Regions from separate parts of the Homo sapiens genome. Here region 1 is linked to region 2. A link is an interaction called in ENCODE POLR2A ChIA-PET data of the cell type or tissue named here. Cell type or tissue: PC-9. All regions are shown on one strand.

Evidence for each region. Peaks named below come from ENCODE experiments on the same cell type or tissue, not always from the same donor. Only the 100,000 strongest peaks of a DNase experiment are listed, where the experiment ranks them.
Region 1: POLR2A ChIA-PET joins it to region 2 with 5 read pairs; 2 of 35 experiments call an interaction of 5 or more read pairs at or near these places.

The regions. Positions count from the first base shown.
Region 1 is chr12:25,837,481-25,841,480 of GRCh38, reverse strand. No RefSeq gene overlaps it. Among named protein-coding and RNA genes, the nearest start is that of MIR4302, 35 kb to the left of the region's middle. In PC-9, no CTCF peak of the experiment used is centred here; no DNase peak of the experiment used is centred here.
Region 2 is chr12:26,060,908-26,064,907 of GRCh38, reverse strand. RASSF8 (Ras association domain family member 8) reads right to left here. Exons shown (of 6, transcript NM_001394098.1): 4 at 1-410. Among named protein-coding and RNA genes, the nearest start is that of BHLHE41, 62 kb to the left of the region's middle. In PC-9, no CTCF peak of the experiment used is centred here; a DNase peak (open chromatin) is centred at 2,147.

The sequences.
Region 1 (4,000 bases), 220 kb after region 2:
TTTTACTTAATTTCAAATCTGCATTTTCAGTCAGTTTTTTGGCTGATAGCCATTGGTTAGGACCTTTATAAAAATATTGAATAATAGCTGTGAATAGGCAGATTTTTTTTCTGAATTTTAATCAAAATACTTCGAATGTCTCACCATATGTGTGACATTTCTTGTTGGTTACTGATACATTCTTTTTGTCAAAGTAACAGACACAGCTAGTGGGCTAACCTAACAGCCGTTCTGTGGCCTCCCACTGTAGATGATGGAAAGCTAGCTACTTACTTCCTCCATTAAAGGGTGGTCTACCCACGTCTTATGGGGGAGAGAGATTGTGAATCCTCTTAAGGGATAGGTATCAGAGCATGTGTGAGTGGAGACCTCATTGGCATTCTTCGTTCCCAACTTCCAGTCTTGATGCCTAGAGCTATGGCAATCCTTCTGATTGTAAGCAACCAATGTGTGAGAGTGAAGAGCAGACAGCTAAGCATGGTGAGAACACAACGCTAGAATGAGCCTCAGTCTTGGGTTATATTTTTGGCTCTCTGACCCAGTTCTGAGACTGTCTGCTTCCGAAATTCTTGTAAAATAAACACAAAATGTTTTTACAGCTTAAACCACTACTACTCATAGTTTTCTGTTTCTTTCCACCAGAAACTTTTTTTTTTTTCTTTTTTGGAGACAAGGTCTTGCTCCATTGCCAAGGCTGGAATGCAGTGGTGTAGCGGCGTGATCACGGCTCACTGCAGCCTCCATCTCCCAGGCTCAAGCAATCCTCCCACCTCAACCTCCTGAGTAGCTAGGACTACAGGCGCACACCGCAACCACAGCTGGCTATTTTTTTTTTTTTATTTTTAGTAGAGATGGAGTTTCACCATGTTGCCTATACTGGTCTCAAACTCCTGAGCTCAAGCGATCCTCCTCCTTGGTCTCCCAAAGTGCTGGGATTACAGTCATGAGCCACCAGAAACCTTCTTAACTGGTACAAGTTAAGAACACTTTTTTTTTCTATTCCTAGCTTTATAAGTATTTTTAAAACTAGAAATGAGTGTTATAATCAATCAAATGTCTTTCTGAAAATGACATTCAAATAACAGCAAATACTTAAATTGTGCCTAATATATGAAAGGCACTGTTCTAAAAATTTTTCATTTATGAACTAATGTAATCTTTACAGCAACTCTACAGGGTACATATTATTCTTTTCCATATTTTACAGATGAGGAAACTAAGACACAGAGAGGTTAGTTCAATTGCCCTAGTAAGTGACAAAGCCAGGATTTGGACCCAAACAGTTTGGTTCTAGAATCCTGGATCTTGCTGTATCTCTAGTATTGAAAATGACCCATGGACCACAATATGTATTTCTCAGTTCCATCATAATTTTATTTTTAGTTGTCTTTATTATTTGGTCAAATTAATGGCAAGTGAATATGAATTAGGTATTTTTTACTGTAAAAAGAGAGCACTAGTGAAATTCATTTGATCAAGCTTCATAGCAAACCTTGGCTATTCTTACTCAATTAATTTTCTTAGTTTGACTTCACAAATTCATTTCTTAGCCTTCTTTTTTTCTTTCTGAGACTCAAAAGAACAATATCCCTTTTTTATTCCTACTAAAGCTAGAATTGTAATGGATGAATCAAGGTAATTTTTCCCATTTCTTTGACTTGTCTTGATTTTGGCCACATTTTCTGCTTTTTCCTCCCTTCCTTCTTTGATGAAGGACAGTGATGCTTTTGTTCTATCGTCTAAGAAAGTAGCATAGAAGCAAACAAAAAAGAAAATGAGAACTTACTACTCCCACCCACTCCTGGGTTTTTATGCGTCATCTTGTTTGTCCTATGCAGTAGTGCATGACTCAACAAATATGGACAAGGTCTGAAAATTCTGTTGGCACTTCATAAATAATAAATGGTAATAACAGAGCAACCTGGCAAAAGCAGTTATATAAGCAAGATGTAAACCTAGATTATATACAATTCATGGTATAATGGGAATTACTTTTCAGCTTTCTAGAGGTTGGCAATAGAAAATCAAGTTGATACTTTATAATCTTTCAAGGCTCTTGTTCTATTTTTCTTCTTTCATATTCTTTAGGTATTGATTGGCATCTGGCAATGCCTTTGGAAATACAATGAATTCAAAATAACTAAACAGGAGTTTGTGCAAAAAATAATTGTTAGTGGCCTGACTACAGTCTATCAATGTAGGCTTGTTCTATTTACTACCACCTGGGAAGACATGGAATTTCTGTGTGTATATACAAATATAGTGATATTTAATTCATAGATTTATCATAACCATCATCATCATCACTACATTTATCATTATCAAAGTGATAATGGTAATATCACAAATTACCATAGTCATAATTTTCATGATTATGTGAGGTTTTTGCATATCCACCATTTGTTATAATTCATTTTCTAGTGATTAAAAAAATCATTGCTAGGTGTGTAATTAAATGTCAGTGAATCTATATAATTAATCTGTATTTTGTAATAAACACTACAATCTCAACCTCACATAAATCCATGAATTAAGAACTGTATCTTTGGCAAATATATATGAGAAAAGGTGCACAAATATTTTCTATAATGTAAATATGAAGTTTATTTAAGCAATACCAGTCAGAAGGGCAGAAAAATAAAAATGATGCAGGCAGAAGGATTGATAGCATTCACAGGGACAGAGGCAGGAGTATTTATAATGTTCACCGTCACAGAAGAAAATACAGAGTAAGATGGACCATGAAAATGAAAACATCAGAATAGAGTGAGGAGAAATTCAATAAAGACAAGAAGATTTAGAGACTTGAAAGGGAGGCTTGGAACTATTTATCGCTTTGCTATAGAAAGCAGTGGAACCAAATAAAGAATAAAATAAAAAATAAGGAGGTTGGAGAAGGAGATATTCTAGGGAATTTAGATAAGGAATTTGAGTCTGTTGGGAATGGGAGTGTTTGGAAATATACATACATCTCCTCTCCGTTCAATTTCACGCTTGCGGGAGCACAGATGGGAAACTAAAAAGAAAAAGAAAGGCAAGACCTTTAGTGGGGTTTCTCAGGGTGTTACCTCATGAGTATTGTTCTCGAAGGAAGATTGCTTTCTATGCTCTTTAGCTTTTATTTTACTTTACTCCATAATGGAATTTAGATAAATTCCCTGTGTAACATCTTCATAGACACAAGTTTTAGAAAAGCCCACTATTTCCCTTTCTCTATAGCATAGCTTTGTGGTGGACTATTGTCATGCACAGCCTTCTGTGTGAGGACGTCTTAACTCAACTCCTAAGAAGTCCTGGGCTTAAATCCTTCTTCTTCAAGCTACTAGCAGTGTCACTGAGAAGTCCTATAGGCTTCAGTTTCTTTACCTGTAAAATTGGGAAAACAACTGTACTTAACGCATAGGTTGTTGTGAGATATCAGATAAGCATAATGCATGGAACAGTGAATGTTCAACAGCTGATGTTATTTCTTTAATATGAACAATCTTATAACCATCAATATAGTCTTTACCTACCTGTTATTAATACTTTGCTTAATGGCTTAGCATTGTACTGATGGAAAGCTCGCTCTGCCTAAACAAGCGTCAAATTTATTCTGGGCATGATGGGGACTTTCACCTGATTTTGTTGGTTTACAAAGATAAAGAAATTTAGTGCCTATTTGTGATAATGTAAAAATTACTATGTATCAGAGAAAAAGGCATATCAAAGAAACCTATTTTTTAGAAATGCATAGAAACCAATCAATGTGACCTTGAGACTTTAGCAAGATGAAGTTTGAGACATCATGTGGTCATGAAGATGGAGGATGCAGTGAGGCAGGGCAGGCTAGGGTGGTGAATATACCTCTGGGACTCTTCTTGGCCTAACTTGATCCTGCTCTAATTGAAAACAGGAGCATAATCAAGAAAATGGCTCTTGTGATTTAAAAAAATAATGACTTTTACTATGTATATATTAATATACATATATGACCATATATTTACATAAATATTAAATA
Region 2 (4,000 bases):
ACGGATTAGCTTCTTCAACTCATCTGCTGTTGTTTTGCAGTTATTCAGCACCTTTTGCTTAAACTCAGTTTCTTTACCTTTTCCAAAAATGTCCATTAATCCTTTGGCACCTCCTGTAAATGTCAGTGATTTCCTTTTCGGTTCCCTCCTTTTGATTGATTTGTCAATCTGAGGCCTCAGTTTAGCTAAGGGGGGCAGACTCTGCCTGTATAAAGTTCTTTCAGGAATTCGAGCCACACTGTCTGAAGTGGGTCGCTCACTGAGAGACGGCCCAGTTCGTCGTAGAATGAGCTGCACATCACTAGCATACTGCCCCCATTTGTTTAAGGATATGATAGGATTTTCATGAGGTGCTAAGTGTCTTTCAGTATCTCTCCATTTCTCTATAAGGGTGTACCTTCCAGTTCGACCTATGTAAAAAAGGTAAGAATAACTTGTCAAAATGGGATATGTAATAGTTAAAAAATGGAGTAAGAATGCCATTTGATGATTGTGTATTTTCGATTAGCATCAGAGGGTCAAGTTTGAGTCTAGTTCAGGTTCCTTTAAAACCTTTACTTGAAGATACCAAACCCCTCACGACATGTAACAACATAAAATCAGAAGATGTGTATTGCACATACTCTTTAGGCTTGCTTAGAAATTCAACTTTATACTTTAAACCTTGGTGGGACTCTTATACTCTTGCCAAATACCTGGCTGCCTAGAACTTCTCATTTGGGGCAAGACTGAACAAAGTTTATTTTCTAGCTGAAACAAAGGACAACAGAATCGCCATGTGAAACATGAGGGGCTGGTCCAGGAACTAGGTGGAACTTCAAAACTCAAATACATTTCCACTGTGGAAATCCCTCGGCTTTTTTCCACATCAGAACTTGGGAGGGCTGGAGGCCCCACTTCTCCTCCTGAAAGGAGACATGGGGACCAGTGGAGAACTGTGACTCAGCCACAGGAGGTGCCCAGGTCTCCTCTCCATCTCCACCTGAGTGCTCCACCAACCCATCGCTCACACAGCTGACATCTTCCTGGACACCCATGACAAACAAAAAACCAGCTCAATGAAAAAAACTCTTCAAAACAAATTCATATAAAAAGAGGGGCCTGAAGAGAAGACTTGTTCAGTTTTGGTAATATGATAGTATCAGAGATTCTTCTTCTAAAAAAAAAAAAAAAACTCAAAGCAAAATATTGTTAAAAACAAACCAGCAGGCTGGGTGCAGTGGCTCACACCTGTAATCCCAGTATTTTGGGAGGCAAAGGTGGGCAGACTTCTTGAGCCCAGGAGTTTGAGACCAGCCTGGGCAACATGGCAGAACCCTGTCTCTACAAATAAAATATGAAAAAGTTAGCCGGGAATGGTGCTGTGCACCGTAGTCCTAGCTACTTGAGAGGCTGAAATAGGAGAATCGCCTGATCCTGGGAGATCAAGGCTGCAGTGAGCTGTATTGTGTCACTGCACTCCAGCCTGGGTGACAGAGTAAGACTCTGTCTCAAAAAAAAAACAAAACAAACAAACACCAGAATACAATCACATATACATTGAAAAATATACTGAATCTAATCATTATGAAAGTAAGATAAAGTTTCAGAAGAATATGATTGTAATGCCATAAGCTTGAACATGCTTTTTAAATATTTTCATTTGAGTGGGTCAGATAGATTATTTAAATTTTGTGAAAAGTGTACATAAATAATTACAAAGAAAAAAAACCAACGCTGCCATCCAGCAATTATACTTGTATAAACAGCTATTGATTGATTTACCTTCCTGGCTTTCTTTTTTAAATTTCATGAGCTTCTGAGCCAATAGTAGTATTTTTGCAATTACTGCATCAATAAATGGAAATCTAGATGTGTAAATATCAACACCCATGTATGTAATTCATGAGGAGCACATTAAAAAATGATTTTGCTATAAGCATATGAGTGTGTTCTCCTTTAGGGAAACCTGAATTTGGGGTATAGCTGGAAGTTGGGGTTTTGGAGGCAAACAATCCTACGTGAGTTACTTACTAGATAAGCAGCACAACTTCCCTTCTAAAACGCTTCGCAGATTCTGAGGGTTAGCACCTACCACACTGCCTGGCCCACAGCAGGCATTCAACACGTGGTAGCTAGTAAGACATTTTTCCTATAACAAAAGGGCTGACCACAGAATTCCTTTAAATAGTGATGTGTCATCACAATGATCTTTTATTTATTTATTTATTTTTTCCCCTCCCTTGCCCAACAATCTGACTTTTAAAAAGCAACTTCCAACTATGTAAACTAGACAGAGATGGGACAAAGGTTCTGGAGTAGAAAGGTCTGGGTTCAAATGTGGCTCTGCCTCCTACTGTGCTTACCTACATGATCTGAACAATTAAATTTCCTTTAGCCTCAGTCTCCTCATCTGTGGGATAAGAGTAGTATTGCCTTATCTGACAAGGTGGTTCTGAGACTCAAGTGAGAATGTAAAATATAAATATGTTTGTGAAATTGAAAAGTGCTAGATAATATTAGTTACATTTATCAAAATGCCCAGGCTAATAAGGGGGATGAAAAAGAAAACCTTAGCACAATAGATTAGCTTCTTGAAATAAAAAATGTTTCCAATGATTTTCAGGTTAAAAATTACTCTAATTGCTCCCAAAGAAAAACCACATGACACATCTGCAATGTTAAAACTGTCCCATGTGTACAAACTGCTTCAAAGGTCATAGCACTATGCCTATCAACTGCTTTTAGGAATCTTACTCTTCTCTGAACCTCTGTGTCCTCCTTCGGTAACAGGAGGGGTTAGATAAACCGGTAGAGTTCTTTCCAATTCTATCAGCCCAATGAAGTATCTTTAGAAGGAAAACCGAATCATCACATTATATGAACTAAACAAAATATTTTAAAGACCCTAATTTATTCATAATTAAAAATAAAACTAATTTTCCAGTGCTTACTGGTACTGCTACCCTCTGAGAATGTCTTGGAAGGTTATTTAGAATTGCTTTTACTGCCAGTATTGGCTTTTGTTAAATAATGCACATTTAGTACCACTGGGTCAAAAAATTCCATCCAGCAATATAAAAAAGCTTTTTTTAAAAAAGGCAAATGAATTAATAGATTTGATTTTATTATATAAATTGGGTTTTAAATATTTTATATAGGAATTAAATTCCACAATCGCTGTTTTTAATATCCATAACTTGGCAGCACTCTACAGATTCTATTTCCTTCATTTACACAGATTCTGATTCCTCCTGCAAAACTCCTTTTAGCGTATTTGACCACATGGATACATTCAGTTAAACCTTCTGTACTATTTTGATGTAATCTTAAAATGAATAAAAAGGAATATCTATCTGTCTGTCTGTCTATCTATGGCATTTGTAGTTTAAGCTGTTTTTGCATTGTAGGACTGTGTGACACTATCAAATAATTTCGATCCAATTTAGTGGGGTAAAAAATATTAATTATACTTTTAAATATTGAAGCAACTGAGACTAATCCCAAGAATCATTAAATTTATATACTGAAGAAACTTACATACAGATTTTAATGCATTAATGAGATCTTATTGAATGACTGATTGACATAAATTAAAAGAAAACAGGATAACAGCTTACTTTCACTTAAGAAAGCAGAATACACAACTATAAAGTAACATAACATTTTGAAAATACACACCAAAACTCAAACAAGGGTCACTCAGAAATTTATGCCCTGAATTCAACCATTTTTTAATACTCCAACAATTTTTATAATTTTAGGAAATTTCTCCTTACAGTCATAAATCAAAATCATGATTTAAAAGTTACATCTTGCTATTTAGTTAACAAATGTATATTGAACACCACATATGTGTCAGAAACAGTGCCAGGCTCTAGAGAAATAGATTCTACTAAACATCTTCATCACCAACCCTCTGGAGTCTTCATTTTAACTGACATTTGATATTTTCTTCAGTACCAAATCCTCCACACCCCAAAGATGAATATTGGACATTATTCAAAAGAACATGACAAAG